Linked DNA regions of Mus musculus: region 2 is linked to region 1. A link is a loop called in an ENCODE intact Hi-C map of the cell type or tissue named here. Cell type or tissue: gastrocnemius. All regions are shown on one strand. Links, peaks and the distances in the headings refer to the core of each region. The heading gives the core; the rest is flanking DNA.

Region 1 (8,331 bases), core at 95-8,094:
AAGTAGCCAAATAAAGACAATGGTGAGTTCAATACTCAGGATGATCCTGTAGCAAGGCCTCTGTTATCACTGAGCACAATTCTCTTATCTCTCAGAGACAATCAACTTCCAGCCAGGGAAGTGTACCCTTAAAACCTCATAACTCAACTTAACATAGTGTTAAAGTTTGGGGGGATATTTGTCAGAGCTGAGGCTGATGTGATCTGTCTGGGGGGACCCTAGAACAAAGAGCAGTGGGTGAGGAGCATGTCACCTCTGTGCACATTCATTTCCTTGATGAACAAGGAGCTATTAACTGCAGGGAAGACGTTATCTGGGTGAGGAATGATGTCGATGGCTTCTGCTGCTTCTCCCGAAATCCTGGAGAAGAACACAGGATCCATGGAGCTAAGAAGCAGTTTTTATTACTGGGAGAGTGTGGATTTTTTAAAAAATGGCATCTAACTTGGGCAAGTATATAGACACCTAACTTCCTCAAGAGGGACTGGAAATCAGTTTGAGGCTGTTTTGAACCTTATGCCCTCTGACCTCATTAAGTCAAAAAGTTTAAAAATGATTATATGTACGCCTTGGACAGTTCTAGGAGGATTAAACATGGCTTTTATGCAGTGTGAGAAGAATGGGCACTCACGGCCTGCTTGTTAATAGAATGTTCCTTGGTGGGCATCTAGATACACTGAGCACTCAGCTTGACAGCCATTATCACTATCTGCAGACCCTCCTTGTCAGTGACCAACTTCTTGTTTCGGGGTACTGGGTTTGAACCCAGGATCTGGAACCTGCTTAACATGTGTTTTGCTGCTGAGCAAGCATCAAGTCCCACATTATAAGCTCTAATTAAGAACTTCTCTATTAAACATTATTCCTAACTTCATCTTCTCAAATACAATTATGATCAGCACATAACTTACATGGTGTCCTAAACTAGTCACTGCTATAACTGACCCTGAGATGGAAATGTTACCTGTAATTGCAGGGTTTTTTTTTTTAATGCCATATCCTGTTTTTAGCTTTCTACTGTTTTAAAGTACATGCCACACATTGCTTCTTATTAAAACACATTTCTTTAATTTTAACATTTTTTAATATTACGACAGCTTTGAGCCACCAATAGCACTTATAAAAGGTTAATAGCAAACTGTTCTCATGTGTGTGTTTGCGTACACGTGTGTGCATGTGTGTGTGTGTGTGTGTGTGTGTGTGTGTGTGTGTATGCATGTGTGTTTATTTCAGAGGCAAGACTGTATTCTTCTGCTGACTAGGTTGGTTTTTATCTAAGTTCTTGACATGTTCCGTAGGCTTGCTCCAACTTTGAGTTGATTATCTCCGTTAACATCTCAGAAAGCTAAGAACTCTTACCTAACAAACTTATTAAAATATATTTCAGCAGCTCAGATACAGACAATAACATAAAATACCTGCTTTTATCATTGAAAAACATGACCAGTGTATTTCATTTTTAAAGGATAGTAAAAGTTTCTTAATCAAAAATTTCTCAGGGATTTCTTACCGCATGGATTTACTGCGAACTAGCTGCACCTGCCTGACCAGTAAAACTGCCAGCCTGCCTCGGTCAATAGCTCACATCAAGATGCCACATTTTAAAAATCTTCCTGATCGGGTAAATAGTATAGGATATATCCTTTTCTAACTCTACAGATATAGCTTTTGTGGAGACATTTATGAGAGCAGAAAGGACTGAGGAGAAAATAAAATGCAGGCAGCATTTTAGGTTAAAAAAATTCTTTATTGGAATTTCAATAATTCATTTAGCAGAGTGTGCAAAATTTTCACAGAATCTTTTCTTAATTTTATGCTTTTGCCATATATTAAAAACCATGCCTGGCATGCTCTTACATCACTGAGACTAAAAACCATAATATGTTAGAATTATTATGAGGGATAGCTTGGGCATGAGGCTGGAGAACATTCTAACTAAGTCAGATAGAAGTCAGTTTCTTGCCTATTCTGTATGAGAAAAGTAAAGTTAAAAGTTGTGGAGCTTTTTCTCTGGGTTGTCGCTTGTGCTAACCCGGGGGATCTCGCAGTGTTTGACACCGTGACTCTCACTGATCGTCATCACGGCAGTGTGCTGGATCTCTTACCAGAGCGATCGCAACTGAACTACAGAACGGGTCACTCACTATTCCATACCCAGATGCCAGAAATGACCAAATCACCACTAGCACAGTTCCGGTTGTGTCTCTGATTTAATTTCTCAAAAGCAAAAGCAAAATGTAAGAACTTAAGGAAGGAAGTCAGAGTACAGGAAGCAGGAAAATAAAAAGCAGCAAAGGACAGTTAGCGTGAGATATGAAATGTAACTACCTAAGAGTTCCTAAGTGATGTGGCTTCACAAATTGGTACCCATTTAGATGTACCAGACCTGCTCAGTGGGGGCAGCCAAGTTCTGAACTGGAGTGGAGTTGACATCCACTCCCACCACCCGTTGTAAAATCTTTTGAATCTGAGAGGCAAAGTCTTGCATATACTTTTCCCTCCCGAAGTTAGACAAAGCAAGATCTTTAAGACTGAAACCTGTAGAAAATGCTTCAGAAAAAGCTACCTAGGCAAGATGCATGTGTCTCAATGCTTAATGAAACACATGTCAAGGAATCAATATATTTACAGCTCAGAAGTTACACTGCAACTTGAATTTTTGTTCAAGAAGCAAATACAAATACTCTAAGAAGAGATTTTTTTCCCTGTGCAGGGCCCTTAATGTACCTCATACCTAAACAAGTAGAGAATTTTAATGGATCCAAATTAAGGACAAAAGCACTTAAGGCAGAATATCATCAAATCTAAATAAATCCACTTATTTTTAAGAGGCAAAGTACAAACAATTCTACGCAAGAAGCTTCTGGAATTTTCCTACTGTTCCTTGAAACATTCAGAAAGATCTCTGGGTTTATAGAGGAAGGCAAGGCATTGCATGAACAGAGACTGTGAAGAAGGGAGAGATAGACAGGCTGCCTAACTTTGTTTCAATGCTACGTTAAGCGCCCACAGTGGTTATTTAGAGTAAGATGCTTCGCAAGAACTCTGACAGTTTCCTAGGAAAATCTCTTCTCTCTGTCAGTTTTGGCCCCCACACCTCAGCAGACCCTGACACCTCCTCAGAGTGTGAGGCAAACTTCTGCCAACAGTTTCTGTGGTATACTGTTATTCCTTATGATTCTCCAAGAAACGGATCGCTCTGTTCTTCCTAATTTTAAAACTAAATGAAACAACATAAAACCTTAAACTGCTTAATAAATTCTGCTTGAAAAAAAAAAAGTACTCTAGAAAGACTCTTTTCTGGAAGAAAGGATGTGCACCACTTCAGAAAGCATTGCTTATATTTGATTTAAAACCAGAAGCCGGGAAATATGTAAGAGCAGTGACTGTCGTGGACGACCAAACAGATCAATATGAACACGGTAGCAAGTGCCACAGGTGGAAAGAGAGGCTGCTCTTTGGCCCTCTGCTCAGGTAGCACTGTTCAAGTTCTTATACAAAACTGTACAAAGTTACAATTTAAATGTCTCATGGGAAATGCTGCCTTTACAAGAAAAACAATCAGGCCCAGGAGGAAGCAAGAAACTTGACCTTGACCACAGAGCCAGGGTAAAGAGGGCCAACTGACCTGATTATTGATAAACCTCAAAACGTAATATCAAAGTACTGCTAATCCACGTGCGAACATGAGATTGTTACTATGAAGAGCCGCAAACGTTTTGCTACCAAATAGCAAAACACCTTTAATAGGTTTGTTCAGTTTTACTTTCCAGGGCTCAGAGGAAATGCCAGTCTAAAACCCAAACCTACACAGCACAAAACCCCAAGAAATCAAAGTTAGCTCTGTGTTCATGTATCTCAAAGGGGAAGCCCACTATGTAATAAAGGTGAACTGATTTCTATTGCTTTGAAAAATAATTATCATCTCTTGGTAGGGGGGGAGGGTGAAAAAGAAAAATTAGTCAAAATGTTCTCACTCATATCGCCTGTGACCAACCCCCTTCACCCTGCCATGCCTGGGCCATCTTCTGCCAGTTCCCTTGTGGACCAGAGTCAATATTCTCTCCTAAAGAGCAGTCCAACGCTTGATCTTACAAAGCGTGTCCTCCCTAGCTGTCACATGGGGTCCCATGTGACAAGGGCCCATTACAAAGTGGCCTGAGCATAGAGGGAGCTGACTTCACCACTCCTCAAGTCTCTACAAAGGGCTTTTAAAAAATGCCGCTAATTCAAACGAGCCCAAGGACAGCGTCTGTTTTTATCTGGCAAGTTGTAGCTGGTGTTTTTGCTAGAGATTGAGCGATCTAAGGCATATGCTACTTGCGGTGGTATCTTCTGAAACAAATATAATTTTATGTTGCTCATAGAAATATACACCTGCCCTTGGGGCTGCCTGCCGTTTACTAAGGATTTATAAACATTTGAAATGTGTGGGTTGAGAAGAGCATATGACAACTATAACCTCGAAATGATAAATTTAATATAGGAGAGAAAATGTAGATAGGATTAAATGACATATGTTAGGAATACTAACCACTTCCCTTTAAAATTGACATGGAAAAAAATAGCTGTAAATTGGATTTTAAAAATCATATCTAAGTCTTCCCTCAATATCACTGAAGAATATAAAATTCTTATAATTATGGTTGGTTTTGTATGTCCCCCCTTAACTTATATAATAGGACACACAGAAAAGACAGCTCTAAGAAAGTACTATCTTTTGAGGTTCAAAGCAGTCAAAAGAAAATAAATTTCTCCAAAAAGAAGAAATATTTTAAATATTAATATGCATGCGTGTGTGTGAAATTTTTAGTTCTCTAATCCATTTCTTATATTCAGTGTTTAAAACGTAAAATTCATAGCACCCCCAAACCCCCACCCCCTGCACTAAATTCGGCAAAATACATCCAAGAATGCTCGGAGCGTTATTGTATTTTACCACAAGAGGGCGCTAGAGAATTCCGATCCTTTCCAAGGTCTATAAAATCCTTTAACTGCTACTTTATAGACATTCAATTACAACAGGCCATAATACATTAAGGCATTAAAATATACATATATCGCAGCATATGCCACAGCACACGCTGTACGAGTGTGCTCTCCAGATGATCGCCGGCGCCAACATCAAAACAACGCTCCGGCTTCTAGTGCTTAATGTAAGATTTTACTCTCCAGCCCTCCCCTCTCCGAAAGGCAGCTCTCTTGGTGAGGTGATCCCCTTGGAATGGAAAATATCAAGGCATGTGATAAATACACAGTGACTGGAGGGTATGACAGGGCAGAGGAAGGTAAGGCCTGCTAGAACTGAAATTTATGCAGTTTGGAAAAGGGAAGACTCTGGGGATAAATGTTCGCTGTCTTTAATACCTTCTAAAGGTAACACTATAAATGAATTAGGGGAATTATTCAGTCTCAGAAGATGGTATAGAAAAGAGCAATGGCCTGAAACCAAGGAAGGGAAAGTTTAGGGAAGACATGAAGGATAAATTACCAATAATAGTTGGGCGGGAAAGATGTCCTGCAAAGGAAAGACCCAAACTGTAATGGCTATATTTGATAATTAATTAAATGAGATATTAGCAAGAATGATGTGAATTCATTAGATGGGCTACATTAGATAACCCAGATACCCCCCACCCTGAGCTCTGACAGTCTCTAGGTTTCAGTCTGTTGCTGGGTGTTGGAGAATGTCTTTCTGGGATGACAGTGATTGTCTGCAGAGAGGCGAGCACGTGACAGCAGTTAACCCCATGTTAATAGAATAAAATCCAAGGCTTCATTGTGAAATGACATAATTATAAAATTGTGCCTACATTCCAAGTCATTCTATGAAAATATGCAGTGCCATGTAAGTTACAGGCTAACACTTTTTAAAAAAATCTGCAAATGTCCCCTGAATAAACAATTTCCCCTAAAAAATCCCAATATTTTACAAGCCAGAGATCCTATTCTGCCTAATAGGATCTATTTCTTGCTAGCGTATTTGGGCTCAAGTCCCTTAGGGCACAACATTAAAATGGGCAGGAGGGGGGCGTGGATTCTAGAATCTGAAAAGCAGGCTAGAGCAGACAGGGAACAGAGTTTGTGAATTCAACCATCTTTGCCTAGTCCACCATAATATTATGGTCTAGCCAGAGTTTCAGTACTAGTTAACTGATCTCTGTCTCTGTCTCTCTCTCCCTGTCTCTCCGTCTCTCTCTCTCTGTCTCTCTATTGTCTCTGTCTCTCTCTCCCTCACTGTGCTAGAGATCAAACCCAGGGCCTCATACACTCTAGGCAAAGGCTCTATCCCTGAGCTATATGTCCAGACCAAAGAAATTTTGTTTTTACTGCTTGAATCTTAGGTCAAAAGAATTTATGGCTAACAGGGAAGCAATGACTGCCAAAAGTATGAAGAGCTGAATATATGTATATATGCATGTGTGTATGTATGTGTATGTATATATGACCTTGGGGAGTCATTTGTGCTCAAACTAAATTTTTCTAAATGTATGTGAATATTAGACTTGGAAGTAAAAATGGCCAATGTGGAACTTGGAGAAGGACAGTCTAGTCGTTAAGATGATACTGAGGGTTTTAGAATTCTAAACATGATTGCCATGGGCGCAATAACAAACCCCGGGGTGGTGAGACTGTCTCTGCAAAGCAAGTGCTATGTTGAGCCACACTGCATTCACAGACTCTGAGAACAAGACAATTAGGCATGGTGTATGAGATTCTGCAATCAACAGCCTGTGGAGACATGAGCCTTCCCTGCTTCTGATTGGTGTCTACACAAGCACGCACAACACCATGCAGTAGCAACTGAAACCCTGTGAGTCTGCCACCACCCAAGTGACCACACTGGCGTCCTTAATAGTTATTTATTGTACGAGGAAGTCATCACTATTAAACTTGTTACTTGTTGATGAGTTTAGAATTTGGAGAGAAACAAAAAATACTCCAGGCATTGTGTAAACAATCTCCTCTGCCAAATCACTCTTGAAAAATCAGCCCCCCGCACTTAAAAGTTGTGACTGTTCTCCCATTAATTGGAGGACAAGCCCAATAAATGTTTGACCTTTCTGGAAAAGACTTCCAAAACCACTTTGGCCAGAAGTCAAATATTCCTTTCAATTTCTCCCAGAACACTGCAGGGCCAAGCAACTGGGGCTCACTGTGGAGCCAGCCCTGCATCAAAAACACTTGACTGTGTGTCATACACTGCATGGTGGGGGAAATTTAAAGCTCTTCTCTTCAGCTAAGTGACTGATTCCCTACAGGAAGGACTCACATCCTACTTCCCTTTTAGATCCCGTGTGCTAAGCCCGTGTCCGAATAAGGGTATTTGATAATAGAGATATTCAATAACAAACCCTTCGTCAGTAGTATATTAAAATCTATGAAATGAACCCAGGGCCTTAAAAGATAACTCATTGGTCTAATGTCAAATCAATTCAGGGACTCACTGTGTTTTATCTACAGATGTGTTAGCATATGTTAGGGCATTTGAGAATGCTTATAAAATATACCTGTCTGAGTCATTTTGGGAAAAGATTATGAACATCTAGATGAAAGATGCTCATGTCTGAAGAATTTCACTGAAACTTCAGAAAAATAACTTAAGAGCCAGGACCAGCCTTGCAAGACTTTTTGAGTATCACCCGTAGAGCATGCTGGGATTGTGCACATGAGGGAAGTTCCACAGATGAGGGGGATCTACATGGGTGAACACAGACAGACTCTCCCCACACCACTCTTGTCACTTGCAATGGGACCAAAGAACTTCACTCCTTAAGTCTCCTCTTTGGTGAAACGCTATTCCACCAGGTGACGGCCAGGCATCTTCGGAATCTGAAATGCCATCATTTCCTGTAGAAACTTGGATTACCTTTGTAAGTTTCTGAATTGTTTTGTGTTCTAGGAAAAGCAGCACCGTGGACGACAGCCTGGAACCAACACGCAAGAGAGCGTTTAAAGGGCACTGAAGAAGGTTAGAGTTTAAACATGCGCCCGCAGCCGGAGATGCGGGGCTAAAGGATGAAAAATGGGTTGTTCATAGACAGATAATTGTTATTGTTTTTTAATTCTTCACGAAACATGTATAATCCGTGGAAATCGTTTGTTCACGTTATATAAATTACTGTCAGATTTGAAACCCCGTTTGTCATCTTCATCTGTGATTTATACCAGACTACATAAATGACGCGATGCCTTAGATCCAATGAGGCATTTGTCTTCATGAGGAAGGCCACTACGATCGTGAGTGACAGCTTACTTACCCTTATCACAGTTAACTCAACACTGGGTCCTTAATGTCTCTCAGTGATCTAAAATCAGAAGGACTCACCT
Region 2 (8,331 bases), core at 295-8,294, 280 kb after region 1:
AGAGGGGGGGAGAGGGAGGGGGGAGAGAGAGAGAACGAATACGGATTAAATCTGTTTAACTACCTACATTAATGAGATATCTCTTGCCTCACAACAAATCAAATACCTTCGCAGACCACCCCCAAAGACTGATGTGGGGGAGTCACGGAAAAACACCATACACACACATCCACAACGCTGAGCCTGGCGTAGGCACGCTGTTAATTTCGCGATTTTAACGAGGCAATTGGAGTCTTTCTAAATGTCAGGGTCGCTTCGGAAAAATGTAAAAGAACACGGTTTAATTGCACCGAGTTTTAAAAGGTCCTATAAATGTAATTGGTATTTTAATACAAGTTATCAAATCATACAGCTTCCTCTCCTAAACATATTTTCAAACAAACGAGGTAGTCATATTTAAAGCTTTAATGATCAATTTCCTTATTATTGATAAAGGTTTAACTATCGTGTGGAGGGAATTGGCTGGGTAACCAGCCCCCAAAAAAACGGCTGTAAACTCTTTAACAAACTATAAAACGCAATAAAGCCGGAGTCTGTTGTTGTTTATGCTGCAGCGCATAAAAGCTGTTAGCATTTTACGAGTTCTTTCCTCTACAGCTATAAAACTGCAGCTTCGATCGCCCCCGCCGCCCGACTGAAGCACGGTGGGGGTGACTTAGCTGAAATGAGACCGATTATGGGTTGCTGTGGATTTTTTTTTCCCTTTCGGCACAAACGGTGACTTTCCCCGAGATTTTCTCCCTTGCAGACACACCTGACCCCACTGGCTCTTATGAGACCCCAAACCACCCCGAGATCTGTCCTCACCTAGGTCACGCACATAACTTTCCCTCATTAAGCAAACACGCGAGATTTTCTGTGGAAAGGGAGTCTGAGAGGGCCTGAGAGAGGAAGAAGAAACTTTCTGGTTAATGGGCAGTGCTAAGGTGGAACAAAGTTCTGCAGGCGGCTGCCAATTCTGCCATTTACAGGAGCTTTACCTGCTGGTGGTTGGGGGGAGCTGCAAGAGAAAGGGGGGGGTCTTCTGGAGGTGCTTTGGCCACTTTAGAGGGAAAGGTCCAGTGATATCAAAGGATGATATCTCGTGTGGCTGTAAACCTGTGCCCCGGGCCTTGGCATTCAGAAACCAAGCCCCACTGACACCCAGCTTTCTGGGGCCAACCACCCATTCCTTCTACACACAAGCCTTCCAGGTATAGATAGTGACCTCTTCATCCACACAGCAAAAGAGGTAAGGGTAGTGGAGACTAAGGCTGGGTACCAAGGCCTTGGTTACTGCTGTCTTATGCTCTCCCGTGCCCAACACAAAGGTGTGGGTTTAAAAGGCACCTGTTATTGGTATATGTCCCCATAGCCATTTGACCACCTGCACTAACCTTGGAGTGGAAAAAAACAAGGCCACCAAGGTCTCCATTTCCCCTCTTCTCTTGTTGGGGTGCCTTTAGTTGGACCTCCAGCACCTGAAGATCTGAGGCCTCAAATCCAGAAATGACTGGCTGCCCCACTCCAAGCCCAGGCCCTCCTCTGTGTACCTGGCACATGGCTGGTGGGGGGGGTCAAACCTTAGGGTGGCAGGCAGAACCAATGGTCTCCTGAGGGAACTGACTGGAAAGACAGAGAGAAGGAGAAAGAAACGTCCTAGAACAAAGGCAGAGTCAATTTTACAAATAAATTAAATCTACTGCCCGTTCTCTAAGGTGCTTCTTTTTTTTTTTTTTTTTTTTTTTTTTTTTTTTTTTTGAGGGGTTCCATGAGCCAGAATCTTTGTAAAAATGAAACCACGTTTCCAAAGAAGCTGCACTAAGGGTTTCACTCGGCCTTCTGAAGTACAGTGTATATAGAAAGGAGAGAGAAAAGGAGGGGGCCAGAGAGAGGGAAACTGAAGCAAGCTGTGGGGTTTTGTTTTTCCACACGGATGAGAGGTCGGTGAGGCAAGCTAAAGCAGTGTCAAGTTGTTGCTGAAGTGAACATTTTTATCAAGTGCGGGGGATTTTATGGTCATGATTTGAGGACTCACTGGTGGGATAGAAATTCAATGGCTTGTTCTAAATCATCCCTACACCGTGCCAGAAATTTCTGATGGAAGGAAAATGTTTCTATTATAAGAAAGAAAAAAAAAAACAAGAAAGAGCTCGGAGATCAGTTATAAACACCCAACGGAGGGCAGATTTATTGGAGAAACTCAAGTTGAGAAGACACTCCGCTGGCCTCTTTACACCTGGTCCTGCGGAAAGAGAAGAAGCCACACGGGGTTCTGGGGTCATTTTTGGAGGCTCAGGTTGGAGGCAGGTTCAGGCTGGACTGAGAGGAAAGTGAAGATTGGGAACCAGCCAAAGGGGTTGTAGGCAGTCAGAGGGACAACCTCAGAACGGAAAAGTGCCTGGGTCCAGGCTTCCAGCTGCTCCGTCCCAGAAGGACTGGCTTCCCCGAGGTTTGCCAGAGTAAGGACGCCAAGGGCATAGCCTGGGCGCGCCCGAGGAAGCCGCAGCTCTCACCTGGGAGTCCGGAAGCGTGGAAAAGCCAGAGACTGCTCCCCGTCGCCATGTCTGCCTCTACTGCTGTTAGGAAAAATGCGCAGGGTTTTGACTGAGCCTTCCGAGGAGATTCTGAAGCCTTCCCGCATCCTGCATCCCACATCCCGCATCCCGCATCCTGCATTCCGCACCCCTAGGGAGAGTCTGTCCGAGCCTTGATGACCAGGCACTCGGCCAGCCTAGACCTGCACACATGTAAAGGCTCTGGAGTCGGCGCCCTGGGGCAGTGGCCCCTCTGACTTGGAGCACCACCGAATCTTCACCAAAGCCAGGTCCCCATTTCTCCCAAATTTGGAAATCTCCCAGATTGGCACGTCCGGATTCTCTCTTCAGCAGGTGTGGGCAGCCCGCCTGGGGTAGCTTCCTCTTCAAAAGACCTGCAGGCTCACCAGTCTCACCTGACCCATTGTCCTGCACTTTATTCCTCCCTCGCCCCCACTGCAGGAAAATCTCAGTTTTTCAAATCAATTCGCCTCCTTGATTTGTGCCTATTATTTCTATATTTTTATTATTAACATTATCTCCGGTTCCCACGCATTTCTCGCCCCATCAAACACAGCAACTGGCAAACAGCTTTCTTACTGTGAGAAATTCAGAAAATGAACCATTTGAAGAGAGAAAGGAACTCTGTTATAATTGAAATATATACAGTAGGGGAAAGAGCCATAACAAACCCTATTTTTTTTTTCTATTATGTGCAAATTTCTCATGACTTTTGGTAGCTCTCTGTTTCTAGATACAGGGCCGAACAAGGTGCTGTGTAGAGCCGCTGGGCCGGCAGCCGCAGCACTGGGAAATTTCATATGGAGCAAGGATGCCATCTAGCGGCCACTGTGCAAAAGACGTCCTTATATCTGCTCAGCCAGGTTCTCTGAGAACTAGCAGAGGAGGCAACAAACGATTAAACTTTCATTATTACTAGAAATAGGGGAGAGAAATGAAAGCAGATAAGAAAAAGGCTTCGGAATCAGGAAACAGTTCGTGGAATAGTTCAGATAAACTTAAAGGGGAAAAAAGCTGTATATCCACTCAGTCCCTAATTTATATTGAAGACGCTAAGCTTTAGTCAGTAAAAGAAGAAATCAGCACGTTTTAAGCCTTACACGAATATTTCACACGCTAAAGGGTAACAATTGGGCTTTTTGTGAGGGATGAGAAGGGCCGAGGGGATGAAACAGAACTGAAGAAGGATCAAGAGGCTACTCTCCCTTATGTCTGGCCTTGCTGGACTGTGTGTGTGTCCCTGAGTCCGTGTCCGTGCGTGCGTGCGTGTGTGTGTGTGAGTGTGTGTGTGTGTGTGTGTGTGTGTGTGTGTGTGTGTGTGTCCGCGTGTGCAAAGGTTTCTTATTTATGGATGGTGGTTCCAGAGGGGGTGTAAAGAACAAAGACAACAGTCAGAATTTCGATTACTGAAACTTTAGGGACAACAAACCGTTCTTCCTCCCAGCTGCTAGCTTCTTTAGTTTTTACCCTCGGGGAACCTCACCCCATTGCCCCTGATTCCCAAGTCCCAGACCCCAAGCCTCAGTCGTGGGCGCAAAAGGGTTGAGGGTGAGGATGGGGGCCGACCCAGCCATTATCCCACCAGATCCAGAGCCCAGGCTCATCTGAGGCTCATCTCCGGAAAGTTTCCCCTCACTGTTTGCTTTGCTGCTGTTTAGTTTCTTAACCTTCAGAAATTTATACCCTATAAACTTTTATAGCGGTCATATTCTTTTATTGCTGCGCACACGGCATTGAATTCCTCTTCCAGCTTCTCTCTCTCTCTCTCTCTCTCTCTCTCTCTGAATCTCTCTTTTATGACAATTGATTTCCTCATCTCCGGCTTCCCAGGCTCTGCACCTTCGCCTTTGTCTTGTAAGAAGCCACTCCAGGCTAGGGACCCAGACGCGGCTGCCAGAGGCAACTCCAGACACCCTCGCCTCCAACCCCTCAGCGGCCCAGTCTCCAGCTTCGCTTTTTATGTTTATTTTTGGCAGAAACTGGGACTTCCTTCGCTCATCCTCTGCCGCCGGCAGAGCCTGGAGAGCCAAGGATGGAGAAACAGCCTAGTCTACACTAGCTTTAAAGCCAGATTCATTTTCCATCTTTAACATAACCCTCCTGGCAGGCCGCCTGTTCCAGCCGCGGTACCAGTTTCTCTGTCTCCTGTTTCTCCTCTCCTGTTTCTCGGATCCCCTCGCCCTTTCGTTAGAGAGGGGTAGGGCCGGCCTTGGCAGGGCTTCTTTCTCTCACTCCGGCCAGCCTTTGTCCCCACCTCCACCCCAACGCACAGTGTCTCCGCTGCAGTGTGGCGTGTGCAGCGGAGAGAAGCTCTCGAGGTCAGCTGCAGAGCTGCAGGCCGGCAGCAACCGCATCCTCACGATTGAAGAAGAAGAAAACAAAAACAAAAACAAAACAAAACAGGGCTTCCAAGACCTCACGACAGGCTCTGGCGGGGACACTGCAGACGATTCTTGAAGCCAAGTGTGATTCGGGAAGGGGTCCTTTTGAAAAGAAATTATCCCCCATTTCTGAAACGTTTGTGTCCCACACTCCTCCGTGGCTTTCTTTTGAGAACTGTCACTCGCCCTGATCGCAACCACCCAGACTCAGCAAGCTGCCCTAGGAGTGTGTGTGTGTGTGTGTGTGTGTGTGTGTGTGTGGTGGGGGGTTCGACAAAGAATCTTGAGGTTCAACCATTTGAGCTCTCTCCCACCACTGGGTCTCCACTACACTCAACCACCATCCTCATGGCAACAGCCGAGAAAAGGCACTAACTTCCTCCTTGCTGGGTGTTTGGAAGTGGTTAGCTGAGAGATGATGCTGCCTCCAGGAAATACTAGCCAAGCTTCTCCTTCCCTGAGTTAATGGCGGAGGTCTCCAGAGCAACTTTGTGAGAGACCCCTTGCTATAGGGAGACTCTGCTCCAAAAGATGTTGGAGGTTGTCTTTCCTCCTTCTCCACTCTCCTCGTTCTACCGGAAGAGCCCTGCTCAGTTTAAGCCCAGGTCTTGGAACTTGGGTACCCACCAGGTGTCAGCACCACCAGAGCAGGTAGCAGGATCTAAAAGGTCAAAGGAGAAAGCCTGTGACTGTGGACACTAACTTGTCTTTGTTTGAAGCCATGCTTTCAGCAAATGGACGCTTTGCTAAATGACCAGAGGAGAAGTGACACAGAATAAAACGCAGGAGAGGTTTGTTTTCTAGAGTGATATGTATATTTTTTGTTCTTTTTTTCCCCTTTTTCTTCCAAAACAAACAATTAGAGCTCTAGGCCCCTTGCCCTCCCCACTCCCACCCTCAACCCTCCCTTATAAGCAACAACTGAAAATCACTGCCAAAGAAATCACAAAACACAAGCACAATGTCACCACAGCCACCGACAAAAGCAAAAAAAAATTAATAAAATAAAATTCAAAGTTCTACTGGAATGACCTCTTTGCAGTCAGGAGAAGCGGGAACAAAAGTCCACGGGTGGAAGGGATTGAGAAGCAGGGAGAGCAGAGAGGCAGAGAGGCAGAGAGGACCCCCCTCTGCACGATGGGGAGGTGCGATGTTTGCCTCTTTCCTGTGCACACTGGACTGTTTGCCAGAAGCGTATGCATGCAGCAGCAACAGGATGGATACAGCAGTGGACTTTGCAGGAGGTGAAGTCCCCACTCTGAGTCTTCTTTTGGACCTCTGGCTGGATGCCAAGGGGCTCTCTTCTTCCTGGGTCAGGAAACTGGTGAAATGGAAAGATACCCACTAGCCCTGCTTGCTGAGGCCATTGCTCCTCCCGGCCCTGACTGCCTACTCTGGAAGGGAGCTGGGGAATTGATTCACAATAAATTTTCAGACTCTTCTGACCCAGCCTTCTCTATGGTGGGGTTGACCTAGCAGAGAGGAAAGGGACTTTTTTTTTTTTCCTACAATGGGAGACTTGTCTTGCTGGTGCAAGATGGGTTTGGTGGAAAGGAGAGTTGATTTCAAAGTTGGAGGATAGAGAGGAATCTGAGACTGTGGTCAGCAAGAAAAGTTACATTCTGTCAAATGGGGATAGGAATGTATGAATGGGGAAACAGCACTGTCAGGGCTCTACAACCCACAATTTGACCTCCTTTAGTTGGAAGGAAAGGAAAACATGCAGAATTAAACACTTCCTGCAGGGAAAATACGAGGGGACTCCACTAATGGTACCTTCATAAAACCACTCCCTGCTTTTTCTTGCCCTTTCTAGCTCACAACAGCTTGGGGACAGGAATGGCCACATCTGCCCACAGGCCTCCCCAGATATGGGGTCTAGCTGGCAATTCCATAGGATACATATTGGGATGTTGAGACTTTGGGACTGCAGTGCCTCATTGAGGGCATCTCTAGACATCTTCCTAGTGTGTGTTTGGATCAGGGCACAACCAAAATGAACCTGATCTGAGAGCTGCCCTGCTTGGTTTGATGAACAACGTCTTGATGTCCTTTCTCCACGATGATTAGCATAGACTCCAAACTCTATGTCTGTGGGCATCCACTGGGCTGTGTGCAGTTAAACTGTACCTGGGTGGCGTCTGGCTAGGTTACAGGGAGGGAACAGGCAGACTGGAAGAGAGGGGCTGGGGTTTTCCAGAAAAATTAGCAGGGATGCTAGGAGCTCGACTAGGGTCTCTTTCCTCGGAGCGAGGCTCATCACTTTTCTAGGAACCAAGTATAGCTAGCTTCTAACTTAATAAAATTTCCTCTTAACACCAGGAGAGTGGAGAGAGAGAGAGAGAGAGAGAGAGAGAGAGAGAGAGAGAGAGAGAGAGGCGCAAAGGAGAGGAGACAGGCTCCAGGTGCAGATGAGGGATTTTAAAGAGGAGATACTCTTCCCCACTCACTTGGGTACAACCCAGACAGCAGTGGCTTTTTGACCATCACATAAATAATAAGAGTGAGCTGGGGAAGGGGGGGTGGTCATCTTTACTCTTTGCCCTGCTCCTTATTCATCTTCTTCATTTTCATCCGCCGGTTCTGAAACCAGATTTTGACTTGTCTCTCACTCAGATTGAGGAGTCTGGCCACTTCATGCCTGCGGTCCCTGGTGAGGTACATATTGAACAGAAACTCCTTCTCTAGCTCCAGCGTCTGGTATTTGGTGTAGGGACAGCGCTTTTTCCGGGAAGAGCGGGCGTGCAGCCAGTTGGCAGAGGGGTTGGCTGAAAGAGAAGTAGCGATAGAATCAAAGAGAGAAAGGGAATGGAGGTCCCCAGACCAAGAAGGTGCGCTCACATCTCTACTCCCCTGGCATTGGAGAAACACACCCAGGCCTCCAAGATCTCAGAAAGCATCTCTAACTGGGCCAGGAGTGAATATGGACAGCTCCAAGGGAACAGTGCATTGGAGGAGATGCAGCCAAACCACCCAAGCATCTCCAAAGCTTTGACTGCTCTAGGAATCTCAGTCTTCCTCTATTTGTATCCAAATAGACCTGGACCCAGGTCAGAAGAGCTCAGTATAGCTGGAACCACACTACCAGCTAAAGGTGGCTGACCTGAAGGGTGCCTTGGCTCTAGGTTTCAGGGGAAAGGGGAAAGAAATGGGTAAGGAGTGGAGTTCTGTTCAGCCATAGCCAAGAGATCTCCTGGTGCTCCAGTCCAGTCCCAGTGAACCCTGCCTAGGAAGCCATTTTTCAGCCCTAGGCCTAAGCAGCAGACATGTGAGTCTGGGTAGCAGCCCTCCCCATCACACACCACAAATAAGAGTCTGCATTTACAGCCATGAACACCCTGCACACTCCGACTCACAAGCAACCCAATTGCAACCATTTATCAATTGCAGCCCGTGGACGGGGAGCCCCAGGG

The links. A loop is a pair of places that touch in the nucleus more often than their neighbours do. Peaks named below come from ENCODE experiments on the same cell type or tissue, not always from the same donor. Only the 100,000 strongest peaks of a DNase experiment are listed, where the experiment ranks them.
Region 2: it touches region 1 in a loop (14-fold over the local background); 16 of 42 quality-filtered maps call a loop at or near these places.

What each region holds. Positions count from the first base shown.
Region 1 is chr11:96,549,965-96,558,295 of GRCm38, reverse strand. All of the region lies in intron 4 of Skap1 (src family associated phosphoprotein 1), which reads right to left. Among named protein-coding and RNA genes, the nearest start is that of Gm38960, 14 kb to the right of the region's middle. In gastrocnemius, for the core only: a CTCF peak has its summit at 4,945 (motif pointing right); a DNase peak (open chromatin) is centred at 4,950.
Region 2 is chr11:96,273,979-96,282,309 of GRCm38, reverse strand. It overlaps Hoxb9 (homeobox B9), which reads right to left. Exons shown (of 2, transcript NM_008270.2): 2 at 5,715-7,686. The coding sequence ends at 7,451. Hoxb8 (homeobox B8) reads right to left here and starts at 405. Exons shown (of 2, transcript NM_010461.2): 1 at 1-405. In gastrocnemius, for the core only: no CTCF peak of the experiment used is centred there; DNase peaks (open chromatin) are centred at 2,770 and 3,341; H3K4me3 peaks cover 2,376 bases; H3K27ac peaks cover 609 bases.